Linked DNA regions of Homo sapiens: region 1 is linked to region 2. Evidence: chromatin loops called from intact Hi-C (ENCODE). Cell type or tissue: heart right ventricle. All regions are shown on one strand. Links, peaks and the distances in the headings refer to the core of each region. The heading gives the core; the rest is flanking DNA.

Evidence for each region. Hi-C counts contacts between places; a loop is a spot of excess contacts. Peaks named below come from ENCODE experiments on the same cell type or tissue, not always from the same donor. Only the 100,000 strongest peaks of a DNase experiment are listed, where the experiment ranks them.
Region 1: a loop joins it to region 2, with 2.4 times the contacts of the local background. A loop is called at or near these places in 4 of 110 quality-filtered maps.

What each region holds. Positions count from the first base shown.
Region 1 is chr3:40,843,768-40,851,556 of GRCh38, reverse strand. All of the region lies in intron 2 of LOC105377043 (a long non-coding RNA gene), which reads right to left. Among named protein-coding and RNA genes, the nearest start is that of ZNF621, 320 kb to the right of the region's middle. RefSeq lists an enhancer at 7,019-7,789. In heart right ventricle, for the core only: a CTCF peak has its summit at 3,837; a DNase peak (open chromatin) is centred at 3,851.
Region 2 is chr3:40,581,038-40,588,826 of GRCh38, reverse strand. It overlaps the pseudogene RPL5P10. Among named protein-coding and RNA genes, the nearest start is that of ZNF621, 60 kb to the right of the region's middle. RefSeq lists an enhancer at 4,369-4,869. In heart right ventricle, for the core only: a CTCF peak has its summit at 4,108 (motif pointing left); DNase peaks (open chromatin) are centred at 4,096 and 4,524; H3K4me3 peaks cover 363 bases; H3K27ac peaks cover 658 bases.

The DNA.
Region 1 (7,789 bases), core at 862-5,861, 260 kb before region 2:
TCATGACAAAAGGGTGTCTTAGGAAAGGTTTGCCTATTGGGGAGAAAAGCTCTGAAAAGCCCAAGAGTTAAATTCTGCCGGTGTGGCCACAGCTCCTCCAATCCTATATTCCATTATCTTCCTCTGCCCTTGAACAGTTGATAATATGGGGGATGGGGAAGAGAGGAAGAGAATACAAGCCACCTTTTTAAAGTCAGCCTGCTTTGGCTCCGAGAACTGAAGACTATGAAGATCAGAGCAAGTCCATATTCCAAGTCTTCAATGGACCATGTCCTTTGAACATGAAAGCCCTAACTTAGGCTCCCCAAGGCATGGAATCACTTAAGTGATGGTCACCCCGGGCCTAGGTCCAGCTGAGAATAAAGCCAAATATTTCAAGGCTAAAATCTTTATGAGAATGGGACATTTAACTACACCATATATTTCCAAAAATATACTGAAGACCGGAAGTGGGAGGAGACCCAGTGGCTTTGGCTTTCCTCCAGATGCCATCCAGGGCCACGTCTAGAGAGCTCTGCTTTCCCATCCTGGTTATCTACTGTAGGACGATCTGAGCAATGTCACTTCAGTAAAAAAGGGCTCCACCCCTTAAATTTTTCTGTCACTATTTCTCAATTTAAAAAAAGACTGTGTTATGGAAGCAAATGTTTTAGAAATATTTATGTATCAACTCAGCTGCCTTTTGTCTCCTTTGCTTTATCTCTAGATGAAATAGGTTCTGGGTGCAGTGCATAGAAGAACAGGATCCATCTGCTTTCTCATCTGCTGTAGTCCTCTAGTCTCTATGACTGGAGACACTCTCACTAGTCCCTCCAACTCTTTCTGGATCCTAAGGTAGTTAATGGTGTTCTAGGCCAGGCATTCTGTTCTACCCACACAAGACTTGTGTTGGTCTTGTAATGCATGCTTTGTACCAGGGGCATCATCCGGTTGGAGTTTTTTGCTTGATTTATTTTTGTTTTTTGGAATCAAGCTGCTGTTTCACACTCTACTTCCAGCAGGTTGGTTTTGGTTTTCTTTCTCCACCTGCCTTAGTTCCTACAGGAACTTTTTTGCGCTTACCCATTCTGTGTCATCTCCCTGACACTCCCTGTCTTTCCCTCTCTCTCCCATTCTGCCTCCTGCCAAGACATCTTGCTGTTAATTCACCTCTACCAGGATACTCTGTCCTTCTACCTACTGTCCAGATGACATGTTACATCCTTCCAGACCTTTCTGGGTCACTTGCAGCCTTGTGATATATTTTCAGTGCCTGAGAGGCCTCACTAGTCTGCCCTGCCAGACCCTGGTATCTGGCTATATAAGAGGCTATGATTAAGCATCAAGGAATCAGCCACAGCTTGGTGCATAGCTTGGTGCCCTGCATGGAGAACTGAAAATATGGGCCTAGAACTTTGGCTACTTTTTACTGAAGTTATAGTCCTGCATTTATTGGAAATACAATGGTTATAGAGGACCTGGGTTTTAGTCGTAGCCCTACCTTTTATCTACTTTGTCACTCTGGCCAAATCCTTTCCCTTGGTGGGACTCATTTTGCTTATCTGTGAAATGAGCCTTGAAGGAAGAAAATCCTTAAACATGATTCCAACTTCAAAGTGCTTTGACTCCTATTCACTTTGATCTGAGACAGTTCTGCTTTCAGAGATGCATGAAGACCTTGTGAAACTCCTCAGTTTATGTGGACAGAGCTGATCATTCTCTACTTGGTCTTTGTCTATAAACTTTGTCACTTAACTAGGATAATCCTTCCCCAATGACATTTTACTTTATATTGCTTTAATTAGCATCTCATTAAACTAATTCAGCATGTACCTATTTTGTATTGATGTCAAGGTAGAATGACTTTGAGAATGAGTTGAGAAACTGGAACACGAGTGCCTCCCTCCTTCTGGAGATGAAACCACCAAAACTGTCATCTGGGAACCACCCTAAAGTGGCTAGAGCTCCCAGATGCTCCTACCCTATTCTGCCTTTCATAGACCTGGGGCTGGGAATTCTATAAGCTTTCCTAGATGTGCGTTTCCTCTTCTTCCTCTTTTTTTTTTTTTTTGACATGGAGTCTCTCTCTGTCGCCCAGGCTGGAGTGCAGTGGTGTGATCTTGGTTCACCGCAACCTCCACCTCTCAGGTTCAAGCGATTCTCTTGCCTCAGCCTCCCGAGTAGCTGGGATTACAGGCGTCCACCACCATGCCAGGCTAAGTTTTGGGATTTTTAGTAGAGTTGAGGTTTCACCATGTTGGCCAGGCTGGTTTCATACTCCTGATCTCAAGTGATCCACCTGCCTTGTCCTCCCAAAGTTCTGGGATTACAGGCATGAGCCACCACACCTGGCTGAATTTCCTCTTCTTACAGAGAAAGAAAACAAAATCAACCTATACCTTGGGAAGGATCATAAGGACAAGGGTCCTTAAAAGAGTAACTCCGAGCTGACGCAATCAAGGCAGGCTCCTCTCCACGTTTGCCTTGAGAATTCTCCTTGCAGTATGGCTGGACCAAATAATAGCATCTCATGTTTCTATAGTGATTAAAAAACCCACATTATTTTTGCTACCTTATTTGAGCCCCAAAATAACCCTGTGAGACAGGCAAGGCAAATATCTAGCTGTCTACCTGGTGAGCTAGCTATTCTTATTCCCATTTTTTAGATGAGAAAACTGAGTCTCAGGAAGATTGCATGACTTGCCAAAGTCATTTTCCAACCCAGAAATCCCATATCTCAGTCTTTTCTCTTCCATACTTCACCTTTTTTATCTGAGAGTGTGTGCCTCCCTGTTCAGCCATGAGCCTGAGCCTTGCTCTGCAGTGATGAGCAAAGAACCTTTTCAGACAGATTCACAGATCATTTTAATGCAGCTGTGGAGAGGACAATAAACATGATCTCATAGCTCAGTGCGCAGAGGAGCAAGCAAGATTTAATATTATATATGGTCATGGAGCCCGGAGCCCCAGATCCAATCCTCCTGGTGGTGTGACAGATGACTTCATAGCTCCAAAAATATTGTTAGTCAGTTTCTCATAAGCTCCAGTTGTCTAAAGCTTTTGGAAGCATTTATGAGATGGGGAGAGGGGTGGCAGGAGTGGTGCTTATTGCTGCTTTGCTTTAAACAAAATTACAAAATGAGGCTCTTAATTTGCCTGTTTCTCCAGCAGCTCTACCAGCAGATATGCGTGGGTTTATAAGGTCTTTATTTCCTCCCCTCTGCTTTTTAATAGGAGAGTCATTCTTGGGGTAAACCAGATGCTGCAATTACTTGGCAACAAAAGAAGGGACCAGCCATGTGTCTAATTACTAAGGCAACCCCACATATGTGTCTGCTTCCCTCTTATTATGTAAATAGCAGGTAGTCCTATGTGTGGAGAGCAAAACCCACACAAGCTCGTAGATTCATCCATGCATTGCCCTCCAAGAATGACCCTAGAAGGGCTCCCCACATGGGCATGGCAGGGCTGAGACTTTGAGAGTGGGAAGGAAAGGCTTGCCCTTCCCAGCATGGCAGTCTGCTAATGGGGAAAGACTGTCTGGTCTTACAATGTTAGAGGTGGGAAGGCCCCTCCAGACTCCCTGCTGCAGCCTCCTAGTTGGATCTAGCTACAAGGAGGAGTAGGGGACCCCCGCAGCCTGTGGGTGGCTGGTCACGCTTCCTCTCCCAAGGCAATCCCAGAGGGAACAATGATAGTCAGTAACCACAGACTTCCAGAGCCTCAGCACCTGCTGTGGGCCTGGGTAAGAGGGAGCATTCCAAAGATGCCTGCATCCCTTGTGTGCTAGGGATGAAGGCAGAAGGAAACAGAATGCAGGAACAGACTGGGCAGACTGCACGTGTCTCTAGTGCAGCCTACAGGGAACACAGACAATGCTCAGCTGGTCTGGCAGCCTCTATTCTGATAGAGAAGACAGAACCAGCGAGTGAGCTAAAGAGAGAGAGAGCTATCCAGACTGACTCCTAAGTAACTAGGAAATCCAAAGGAAGCTAGAACAGTGCGTGGCTTGCCGATAAAAGTCCACACCGTGAGGCTTATCAGCTGTATTTGTGTGTGTGTATGTGTGTGTGTGTGTGTTTTCACAAAGACATACTGTCCCAGGATTCAGCTACTGAGCTAGGGTTCCTCTAAGTGGACAGAAACTACAAGGCTGCAGAAGTTCTTGTAGACTCTAGAATCTTTGCTAATGTACCTTGGAGCCATAAAACATGCAGGGCAATTTTTAGAAATTGATTTAACTTCTCAAGACATTTTAAAATTCCTTAGAGACTCACTATAGCAAGTAGCAGTGTCTGCTACAGGTGTTTGATGCAGAGGAATGAACTGGGTATCATTCTGTGTGAGCATGAGGACCCTGTTGTGAGGATTAGCCCCATCAACTGATGTCAAGACCTTCCACAGAGCAGAAACCCTCCCAATGCCTGGTTATCTCAGAAGGCTGCAGTCAAGAGTTCTTTCTGTTTGACTTTGCTTTCCCACACAGGTTTTGCATTTTAATTAGTTCCCACTGTTGTTGCTTTTCCTCTGTTTTTACCCCCAGGTTGGCTTTTTGTTATGGCAAAATTAGTACATTGAGAAATAAAGCTTAAAACCTGAAAACTTCCTTACCTCCAACAGTAAAAATCTCAAGTCTCAATCTTATACAACTAGTATAAGCCCAGGTCTTTGGTTTGGTTAACTCAGAAAGACTGCAGACTTTGGAGAGGGATAGACTTGAGGTCAAATCCCATCTTTGCTATTTACTTCTAGGTTACTTTGGGCAAGTTCCTTAACTTCTCTGTGTCTCAGTTTTCTCATCTATTAAGCAGAGATCATTATGCCACCCTTGTTAGGTTGCCTAAGGATTAATCAGTCAGTCATGTACAGATAGCAGCACATGGCAGCTATTCAACAAATGCCACTTCCTTTCCCAGCTGTCCTCTTGTCCTCTTGTTCCTGTCAGCAGCTGTCATTCCCAGACATGGTTCACACGGCCACCATCTATCTTTGTAAAAAGACTGACATAGGGGCTCCTTTAGGGAACCATGAAGGAAAGGGGTAGTCAGGAGCCATTAGCATCTGTTAATCCAAGAATTCTAACATATTTCCTTTGAACAAAGGGCACCACTATTATATACCATGTACATGGGAGTCCTGATTCTCTGTAGAGAGGCATGAGCGTATTTTGGTTAAGTGAGAAGACTGAAATCAGGCAGCCTGGGATCATGTGTCAGCTCAGCCATTTACTAGCAATGTGACATCCTGCAGGTCATGTAATTCGTAAAACCTCAGTTTCTTCATTTGTGAAATGTGGGGAGTAGTTCATACCTAACAGGGTTGATTGTTATATTTATTAATTTAAATAATACTTATTAAGCACTGTTTCAGTTATCTGCTACTATACAACAAATCATTCTGAAACTTAGTAACTTAAAACAACAGTTATGATTTCTCACAATTCTGCCATCTAGGCTGGGCTCAGCTGGGTGGTTCCTCTCCTCTGTGTGGTGGCTGTTGAGGCTGAAACATCTAAGATGGTGCACTCTCTCTCTCTCTCTCTCTGTGCGTGTGTGTGTGTGTGTGTGTGTGTGTGTGTCTGTGACTTCTCCATTTGGTAATTGGGCTTTCTTTTTTTTCTTGTTCATGTTTACTGAGACAGAGTTTTGCTCTGTCACCTAGGCTGGAGTACAGTGGTATGATCATGGCTCACTGCAGCCTCCACCTCCTGGGCTCAAGTAATCCTCCCACCTCAGCCCCAAATGTAGCTGGAACTACAAGTGCACACCACATCTGGCTAATTTTTTAATTTTTTTTTTTTATGGAGATAGGGTCTCACTGTGTTGCCTGGACTGGTCTTGAATTCCTGGCTCAAGCAATCCTCCTGTCTTGGCCTCCCAAAGTGCTGGGATTACAGGCATGAGTCACCGCACCCAGCCTTAACTGGGCTTTCATACAATGTGGTAGTATCAGAGTATTTGGTCACCCTACTTGGCAGCTGGCACCCAAGAGAGAGGAAGCAGAAACTGCCAGCTTTCCTAAAGGTTAGACCTAGAACCAGCACAGTGTCATTTCCACCAATGTTTATTGGTCAAAGAAACTCAAAGGGCCAGCCTAGATTCAAGGGAAGGAGAAATAAGCTTCATCTTTTCAAATGAGGAACCATGTGCATCCAGGAGGGGAAGGAATTGATGGTGGCCATGTTTGGAGAAGGGTTACCATAAGCACTTAGTCTGGTGCCTAACTAAGGACTAAGTAGGACTAAGTAGGAGTCATTTACAAAAAATGTTTGGTAGAGATCAGATTGAGATCTCTAGACACATTAGGATAGGAAATAAAACATGGACTTTCCATTCAAAATTTCAGGAGATCCTGGGTCCTTCAGACTGATGAATCAGAAATAATTCCTAGCAAGCATTCCCAACAGAAGCACCAAGAATGCCACATTCATCCTCATCCATTAAATCTATGCCTTATGTAAATGCAAAGGCTTATGCAAATGGCCTCTCGGAGTGTTGTAAGCAGTGCAGAGGTCCTGCTTTCTGTGGAGGTTAATGCAAATAAATGTGATGAAACCTACAAACAGGTGGTTCTTGCAATGCGGAGCAGAACATGGAACCCATTTTACAGGAGCCTGTTGGCCAGAGTTGAGTCAGAGTAACTACCAGAAAACCATTTGGGTGAGAGATCTCTACTACAATAAGGAATGATTTTGTGTGTCTATCATTCTGTCAGGCATGAGACAGTGATGGATGTGGAAGAGGATATTGCTGCAGCTAGCCGGAGGTGGAGAGAACACGGATATTTTCATTCATTGGACCTCAGTGCAGTCAGGGCTTCATAAATGCCAGGACCAATCTGCTCTCATAAAAGAATCAGTCGTTTTTCCCCCACACTCCCAGATCGGCAAAGTTGTATAATGTTCTTCTGAAATAAGAATGGAATAAAGGATAAAGCAAGGCAAGGAGTGGTTGGTGTGTATGCTCCGAGCCCAAAGATGATGATCAAGAAAAATTTCATTAAAATGTTTGAGAAAACAGACATATCCGCTGGACTAAATTTCCAGCTTTTGCTCTCACAGCTTATACCAGTATATTTAATTACAGGAAGAAATAAAGCATCGCAATGATGTAAAATCCTGCCTTTTGAGGTTACAAAATATTCAGTTTACAGAGTTAAGGAAAAAGATTTTATCTGTTACATGCTCTGTATCTGGACTCTGGACAGATTTAAATGTGTTTTGGGCACACAGCTTGTGGTCACAGTAAAATTGTGAAGCAATCAACTTTTTCTTAGGCCCGTTCTCTGCCTTTATTCACCAATTTTACCTTCGATTTGGCCTTCCTTTCACCCTGTCCTTGAGTGCCAGTGCTCTGGTGATTCAAGGCCCATAGCACAGCAATTTATACTAGAAGAATAAGTTTGTTTTTTTTTATGCTGGTAAAAGAATTTCTTTAGAGAGGAAATTGTCTCTGTTTAGGGAAATACCTTGATAAGCTGTTGGAGGGTGGAAGGGAGCAGCGCCCTGAGGGCATGGTCTGAAAGGAGGTAGGGAAACAGACAAGATGACTAAAGGGTTCTGCATGGGAAGCAAATAGCAGCTGGGAAACAGAAACACGGCAGAGAAAGAAAATAAACGCCTAGCCCCTTAGCCAGGAGCTGACACCTAAGATGGTAGAAATCACCCAGTGACTTGTTTTCAACAGTGTTAATTACTATAACAGCGGGTTCCCAAACTTTCTTGGTTCACAGCTTCCTTGGTGCCTCTGGCATTTTTTCATAGTGTCCCCTGGGCCACAAGAAAGAACAGTTCCTTTATTAAGTAGCAAAC
Region 2 (7,789 bases), core at 1,846-6,845:
TTATCGGAATAAGCCTAGACAGTCTTCGATATACCCTTTATTATTGACTTTTCTTTGTGGGATGTGGCAACACAGTCAACACTCTACCCAGACACCCACTAAGTCCTTTTACAGTTGCTGTGTGTTGCTCTCCTGGCCTCTGTGGGATCTTGTTTCTGCTGCCTACACCTGCAACTCCTGTTAGAGGACTGCCCTCAGGTGGCTAGAGCTAGTTTGCCCACACCTGCAGAGATTGGAAATGCCTGGGAGCCAACATCCCCGCAAGGCAGCCCCAGGCCAGTGATTGACAGATGCAGGTGCGTCAGATTCCAAGATGTAACTCACACTTCAGAGCTCCCCTGAAGGATCAGGAGGAAGCTACCCCTGCAGGACTTCACTCTATCTCTCCCCCCGCCCTGCCTCGACTCCCTTACCAATCTCCCAAGGAGCGCTTCCTCAATGCATCACTTTCTCATAAGTCTTCCTCTCAGGAAGACACAGAGCAAACCTCTGACCTCCATTGCTATAGTTTTCCATCTGTCAGGTCAGCATAATTAGAAAGTCTCCTGAGAAAAAGATTAGAGTTCTATTATGAGTTAAATTGTGTTCCCCCAAAATTCATATGTTAAAGTCCTAATCCCTCAATGTGATTATATTTGGAGACAGAGCCCATAAGGAAGTAATTAAGGCAAGGTGGGGTCACAAGGAAGGGACCCCGATCCAATAGGATTAGTGTTCTTATAAGGAAAGACACCAACAGCTCACATGCTGGCTTGTGTTCTCTCTCTCTCTCTCTTTCTCTCTGTCTCTCTCTCTCTCTCTCTCTCTGCATGCACAAAGAAGAGGCCATGTGAGGAAGGACACAGCAAGATGGTGTCCACTACAAGCCAAGAGAAAAGGCCACAGGATGAAACCTACCTTGCCAGTACCTTGATCATGGGCTTTTGGCCTCCATAGTTGTGAGAAATAAATGTCAGTTGTTTAAGCCATCCAGTCGATGAATTTTATAAGGCAGCCCAAGCTAATACAGATTCCTTCACCTGCTCTATGGCTTGGATCCTGGAAGAGCCTCCTCAGTTGTATTCAAGTCACCAAGATCTTGTTCCACAAAATAAAATTCCTGTGGCTCTGAGGACAAGTCTGCCTCACCCTATGAAAGATAAAATAAAATTGAAGCCATAGACCAGATGTTGGCAAACTTTTCCTGTAAAGGGCCAGGTAGTAAATATCTTAGGCTATGCAGGTACATGGTCTCTGTGGTAACTACTCAATTCTGCATTGTAGTGCAAAAGCAGCCACAGACCTGATTTGTAAACGAATGAGTGTGGCTGGGTTCCAATAAAACTTTATTTAGAAAAGCAGACCTCTGAGGCCTGTAGGTATGTTGAGCTGTGAACATGGGTCTCTGTTCTACAGGAGGGGTTTGCTAAAGTTGTCAAAAACAAGGCCTGCTTTAAGAGAAACCAAGTGAAATTCAGAAAATGATAGAAGCGTAAAAACTGAAGATTATACTTGGAAACGCTTGGTGATACTGTATAAAAATAAGTACAACACACCCAAATACAGGATGATAGTTTGGTGACAAACAGAGATATCATTTGTCAGATTGCTTATGCCTGTATAGGAGGGGATATGATAGTCTGCACAGCTTAAGCATATGAACTGCCAAAATATGGTGTGAAGGTTGGCCTGACACATTATGCTACAGCATATTGTACTGGCTTGCTGCTGGCCTGCAGGCTTCTCAGTAAGTCTGGCATGGTCAAGATTTATGAAGGCCAAGTGGAGGTGACCAGAGATGAACACAACGTGGAAAACATTGATGGTCAGCTGGGTGATTTTACCTGCTATTTGAAGGCAGGCCTTGCCAGAACCACCACTAGTAATAAAGTTTTGGGGGCTCTGAAGGGGGCTGTGAATGGAGGCCTCTCCATCTCTCACAGTACACAATAACAGATTCCCTGCTTATGATTCTGAAAGCAAGGCATCTAATGCAGAAGTACATAGGAAGCACATCATGGGTCAGAATGTTGCAGATTACATGCATTACCTAATGGAAGAAGCTGAAGATCTTACAAGAAACAGTTTTCTCAATACATAAAGAACAGCATAACTCCATACATGATGGAGGAGATGTGTAAGAAAGCCCACGTTGCTATATGAGAGAATCCAGGTTATGAAAAGAAGCCCAAGAAAGAAGCTAAAGAGAAAAAGTGGAATTGTCCCAAAACGTCTCTTGCCCAGAAGAAACACTGGGTAGCTCAAAAGAAGGCAAGCTTCATCAGAGCTTGAGAACAGGCTGCTGAGAGCTAAACCAAGAAATTTTCTATGAGAATTTTTCAGATAAAGACAATAAATTTATTGACTAAGCTGCTAAAAGAGAAAAAGAAGGAAAGAAAAGCAGACTTCTCCAGGCAATTGTTTCCTGACCCCTACTACAAACTCTTTGACTTGGAAGGGAGTTGAGCAAACCTCAAATCCACCCCAGATTGTGAAGACAAGGACAAGCGCAGATGGTGGATGGGACTCCCCAGGGTCTCCCAGGGAGTTCATGGCAGTCAGACTAGAAATGGATACCTCTTCTCCTCGTTTCTCTTCTGTTGTTCAGAACTAAAGCTTAAGCGGGTGGGGCTGAATCGTAAAGGCTTCTGTGAATGTTGGTAATAGAGGGTGAAATGATGCTGCAGGAGGGGAAGGGAAGGACAAAAGTCAGCAAAAAGCCAGGTATTGAGACAGCCATCACCTGAGGATCTGCCTCCCAATGGGCAAGTCTGCCCCTCAAAGACTATGAGGCAGTGATGATACTGACCCCTGAACTCCAGGACCCCATTGTTCTTCAAAGGAAGATGCAAGGCTGGCCCCTCCCCCAGCTGCTGAAGACCATGCTGAGGGGCCCAAGGGAAGAGGAGGCCAGTGGCTGAGCATTGTAGAGCAGTGGGTAGGGAGGGACCTTTGGTCTGCACCAACAATGTGACTGTAACGCTCACTTGCACAAGTGTGACTCAATTCATGCTCTCATGAAACTGTGCTTTAGGCATGAAGCTGGGGGCCTATTTTGAGACATCAGCTGCACAAACTTTAACCTGTGGCTTTATACTGAGAGAGGTAGTGTAGGGCTTGCAGCCTCTGGTCCCAGGAGAAGATAAAGGAGACTCGAGCAGTTGTCAGAACCTATGGTGCTCTCTCTCTCTCTCGTTACCTCTCGCTCTCTCTTGCTCTCTGTCTCCATTTGTTGCCACAGACCACCGGGCTCAGATGAGAGTCTCTCAACAGATGCAGGGAAGAGAGCAGCTGTTCACGGCAGTGGCCCTCCTAGTGCTTTGAGACTCCTCACAGCCCCACAAGGTTCCTTTGGGCCCTCTCAGAAGTCTGGCCACCCAGCATGAAAATCTCCCAAGTCAGAGCCTCAAGTTTTAAAGAAAGAAATTTACAGATGTGCAAAGAGAAAAGAAAAGGGGCTGTTTGGTCCCTAGCAGAGGACCGATTTTATTGGGAATTGTTTGACCAAGGAAACATGAACCAAACATACCACCAAGGAAAACATACTGCCAAGGAAAAATGAACCAAACATACCACCAGCACCCTAGAAACAGACTTTTTTTAATCTTCGTATCAACAAGATTTCGGCCTTCAATCATCTCAAATTAAATGGAACCTAAGCAGCAGGAGTTACTGTAGTTACGTAGGGGAAAGACAGGAGACAGGGGAAAAAAAAAGCTTTGCATCACGTGACTTTTATGCTGCAGAAACTTAATGAGAAACACACCACATTTCCAGAACCCTCTTTCTAGTCAGGGCTCCCGCTGAGATAAAAGGTCACAAGAAGAGAAGGAGGGAGAGGGAGGGAGCGCCGGCGTGGAGCAGGGAGGCACTTTTACTGCAAAGTCGGGCCCAAATTTCATACAAGCTGCTATCGGGTCTGATAGTCTAGACTGATTATCTTCTTTGAATGCCAGATGTGAAGGGCTTGTATAAAAGAACTGCAAACATTACCCATTTAAAAACAAATCGACCCAAGCTGCATTCACTGCGCAAAGGAGAACTTTCCATCCCAGACTCTGCAGAGAGAGCCAAGCAGCCGGGCCAGGAGACCTGGCCTAGGCGGTGCGTCCCGCTGCTGCCCCCTGCAGGCCATGAGCCTCAGGCTGGCCAGAAAGCAAGCCAAGTCCGGGGGCCAATGGCTCAGCCAGGCCTCTGCTCATCAGTGGAGACTTTTTCTGTCCATCCAGCTCAGGGTGGCAGGAGAATGCTCCTCTACAAGGTGCCAGGCTATAGCTGGAAGACTGAGCTGGGCCTGGGCCTCAGCGTTACACATTGTCCCGTTCAACCATTAACCCTGCAAGGTAGAGACGTCAATCCCTTTCACAGGTGAAAAATTGAGAAGTTAAGAGATTTACCCATTGGATGCAACTGGCTTATCCAGTTTTGGTATTGGACACTGGTGCTCCTTCCATGGCCCTATGTGCGGTTGGCCATCAACACCAAGATCCTCTCCTCAGGGAAGATGGAATGATAGAACTGCAGCTCCAGTACCCAAACTGGACCATACCAGCCCAGAAGACACCCGGCCCATAGGGCCAAGCTAGGAGTAGGGCGGCAGGAGGTATCTTCCCATCCCTCAAGCTGGGTGTGGTCCTGGATCAGGGGTCTTTACCCCTGCTGGGCAGTTAGGAGAGGCTTCTTGATCCCAGGCCCCTGCAGAGTACCAGGCCCTGAGCCAGGGCTCAGGAAAATTTGTAGAGCGAGAAACATCCTGATCACACTATGGCCTCTGGAATCTCCTGATGGCCCTGCATTTCTCCACCAGCCCTGGCCGCTTTGGGTTGTGTCTCCGCACACAGGGACTGACTCTGTAAACACCATGCCAACATAACCTCTGACCAGGCACTTCCCATTTGGCCGCAGCTACAACTCAGTGCCAGACACTCAGGATCAGTGACCTTCAGAGGGGGCTGGGCATGCAAGGGCCTTCCAAGTGATCTGTGTTTAATCTAGTGTGAAGGACCTCCAGCCTTGCTGCTACAGGCAAGGCCAGCGCTCATCTGGGCCCTCTGGCCTGCCTAGTCCTGGCTGTCACAGGAACGACCAGACACTCCTGAGGGCGTTTGGTTTTCTGCCAGCGTTGTTAGTTTAAGACTCTGTAGTGTACCTTTGGGTTTTCCTTCCTTTTCTGAACCCTCCTAAGTGGCCCACTTACCTCTCAAGCAAGGCAAAGCTGCTTTGCTGTCTTCCACCTCTGGAGTTTTTTTTGTTTTTTGTTTTTTGTTTTTAAGACAGAATCTCATTCTGTCACCCAGGCTGGAGTGCAGTGGCGCAACCTCAGCTCACTGCAACCTCTGCCTCCCAGGTTCAAGAGATTCTCCTGCCTCAGTCTCCCAAGTAGCTGGGATTATAGGCATGTGCCACCATGCCCAGGTAATTTTTGTATTTTTAGTAGAAACGGGGTTTCACCATATTAGTCAGGCTGGTCTTGAACTCCTGACCTGAGGTGATCCACCCGCCTCGGCCTCCCAAAGTTCTGAGATTACAGGCGTGAGCCACCGTGCCCAGCCCCACCTCTGTGATTTTGCACAAGCTGCTCCCTTGCCTGGAAAATCTTCTACCCCTTCTTCATGTGGCTGACTCGGACTTGTCAGACAACTCTTGCAACGTCCTCCCTCTCCTGCATGCCCCTGCTCTGAGCTCCCACCTCACCCCCACCTGTGTATTCCTATGACGTTTACTTCCCCAGGCAGTTGTTCACCACTGTCCTGTCTTCCCACATAGAGTCAGCTGTAACACGCTCAGCAAAGATTTGGCTGATTCCCTGATTGCTTTTCATCTGCACATGACCACCCCTGTCTTCAGGGACCCAAACTTGCTGCATTGGAAACTGGGACTTGAGACCTGTCTACAGGTCTAAATACTTGCCTTTGGGTTTGTTCTGGGAGGAGAAGTTCCCTTCTGGCCCCACTCCCTCCCCTGGGTGGCCAAGGAAAGGAGCCAACTGTATCATTCCAGTGTGATTTGGCCAGAGGTGCCGATGGGGCCCGGGGTGGGGTGACAGGCCCAAGGAGGTGTCACTGAGCTATGGATCCAGGTCCACCCTGGCTTGTCTGACCCACTAGAGCTTCCTCCTCCTGGAAGGGTTGGCAGAGGTTATTCCTGTATGTAGCTGGGAGCTACAGGAGGGCTCCTCACAGAGCTGCAGTTGCTTTTGTTTTCCCCTGGAACAGCTGCCTGGAGAATCTGGCTCAGAGAAGTTTGTCTATCATTCTTGAGTAAACCATAAGGACAGCAGAACAATGTGTCAGTCATTTACACCTCAATGAAAACAAATGAATAAGATCCAGTCTTTGAATCCCAGATCTTAGGACCAAAGGGGACCTTAACAACCAATGCTCTTTCTGTCTAGCTGGCTTCCTTCTTTTCATTCAGTGCTGGTGCTATAGCTTGATACATTTATAAAACATACCTCCTGCCCCTCCCCCTTTGCACAGCCCCCTACTATTCTCATCAATTTAGAATTTGAGCACTAACCATGAACCTTGTAAAAACAGGCATCCCTTCATGAAATTACAAAAAATGAAAAAGCCCCAGGTCCAATGCCATTTGCTCCCTGCCCAGCTCCTGGATGAAGCTCTGTGACCTGGGAGGCTCCTGAACACCCTTTGGCCCTTTGACAGAAGGGAGGGAGGGTGCATCACGAGCTTCCTTTCTGGCCCAAGGTTGGAGGTGATGACCCTCAGGCAATGAGAAGGCTGCTACCATGAAGAAAAGTGTCTTGCATTTTCTAATTCGCCATGCCCAGTGTGACTTCAACCAACAGCACCCAAATGGATCAATGACAACTATATCCTGGAGGTGTCCCTATGCTTAACAGAAGGTTAATGGTGCTTAGGAGTGGAGGGACCCCTTACTTTTTCCTCATCCCTGCAAAGGCAACACCCACCCTCCCTGCAGCAGGACACACAGAGTAGGGCTCACCCATTCTGCTCTCCCAGGTCCCCTCAATCTTCCTCCTCTCTTCTGCTCCATCCCAGAAGAGAGAAGTAGATGGGGCGTGGAGAACAGCTGGGCCCAAGCAAGGGCCTTGAGGCTGGAGGCGAATACAAAGGGAGGTGAGAACCACAGGGAGAACTACTTTTAAGCCTCCATCTGGTAACAAATGAAAATGTGGAAAGTAAGGCACATGGATTTCCATTGCAGCAACATGTCTTTGAGCAGGAGAGGCCATCTGTGGGTAGTAGTGAGGCCCCTGATTTCAAAGTTTGAAGCAACGAACCTCCATTTCAAGCCCCCTTTGCCACAAACTAGCCTGCAAGAGATATAGAAGCACCTGCCTTACAGGATATGGGAAGATTTCTGAATGACAAAATACTTAGAACCATGCCTCGCACATGAAAAATGCTGTCTAGGAGGAGGAGGAGGCATAAATAGCACAACAGAGGACTTGGCACCACAAGTGGAGCTGCAATAAGCATATAGAGCACTTCCCAGTTTGCAAAGCCCTCTTGATTCTGTTCTTACATGTGTTGCTCACAGCAGCCCTACAAGGCACAAGCTGTCCCCACATCACAACATGAAAACACTGACATTGTGAAATGACAAGAGATTTGCTAGTCATTCACATGGATTTCCCAATGGATATCAAAACAGGGCACCAGGAAAGGAGAAAAAGAGAATAGGTCTGATGAGCCCAAGCAGAATTTTGCCACAAGGAAATTTAGAAAGATGCTTCCTTGCCAGTTGGCATCATGCATGTTTTGGGGTCTTGTAGGGCCAGTGTTGTGTTTTACACATGTGGGAAAAAGGTGAGGTACCATAATCA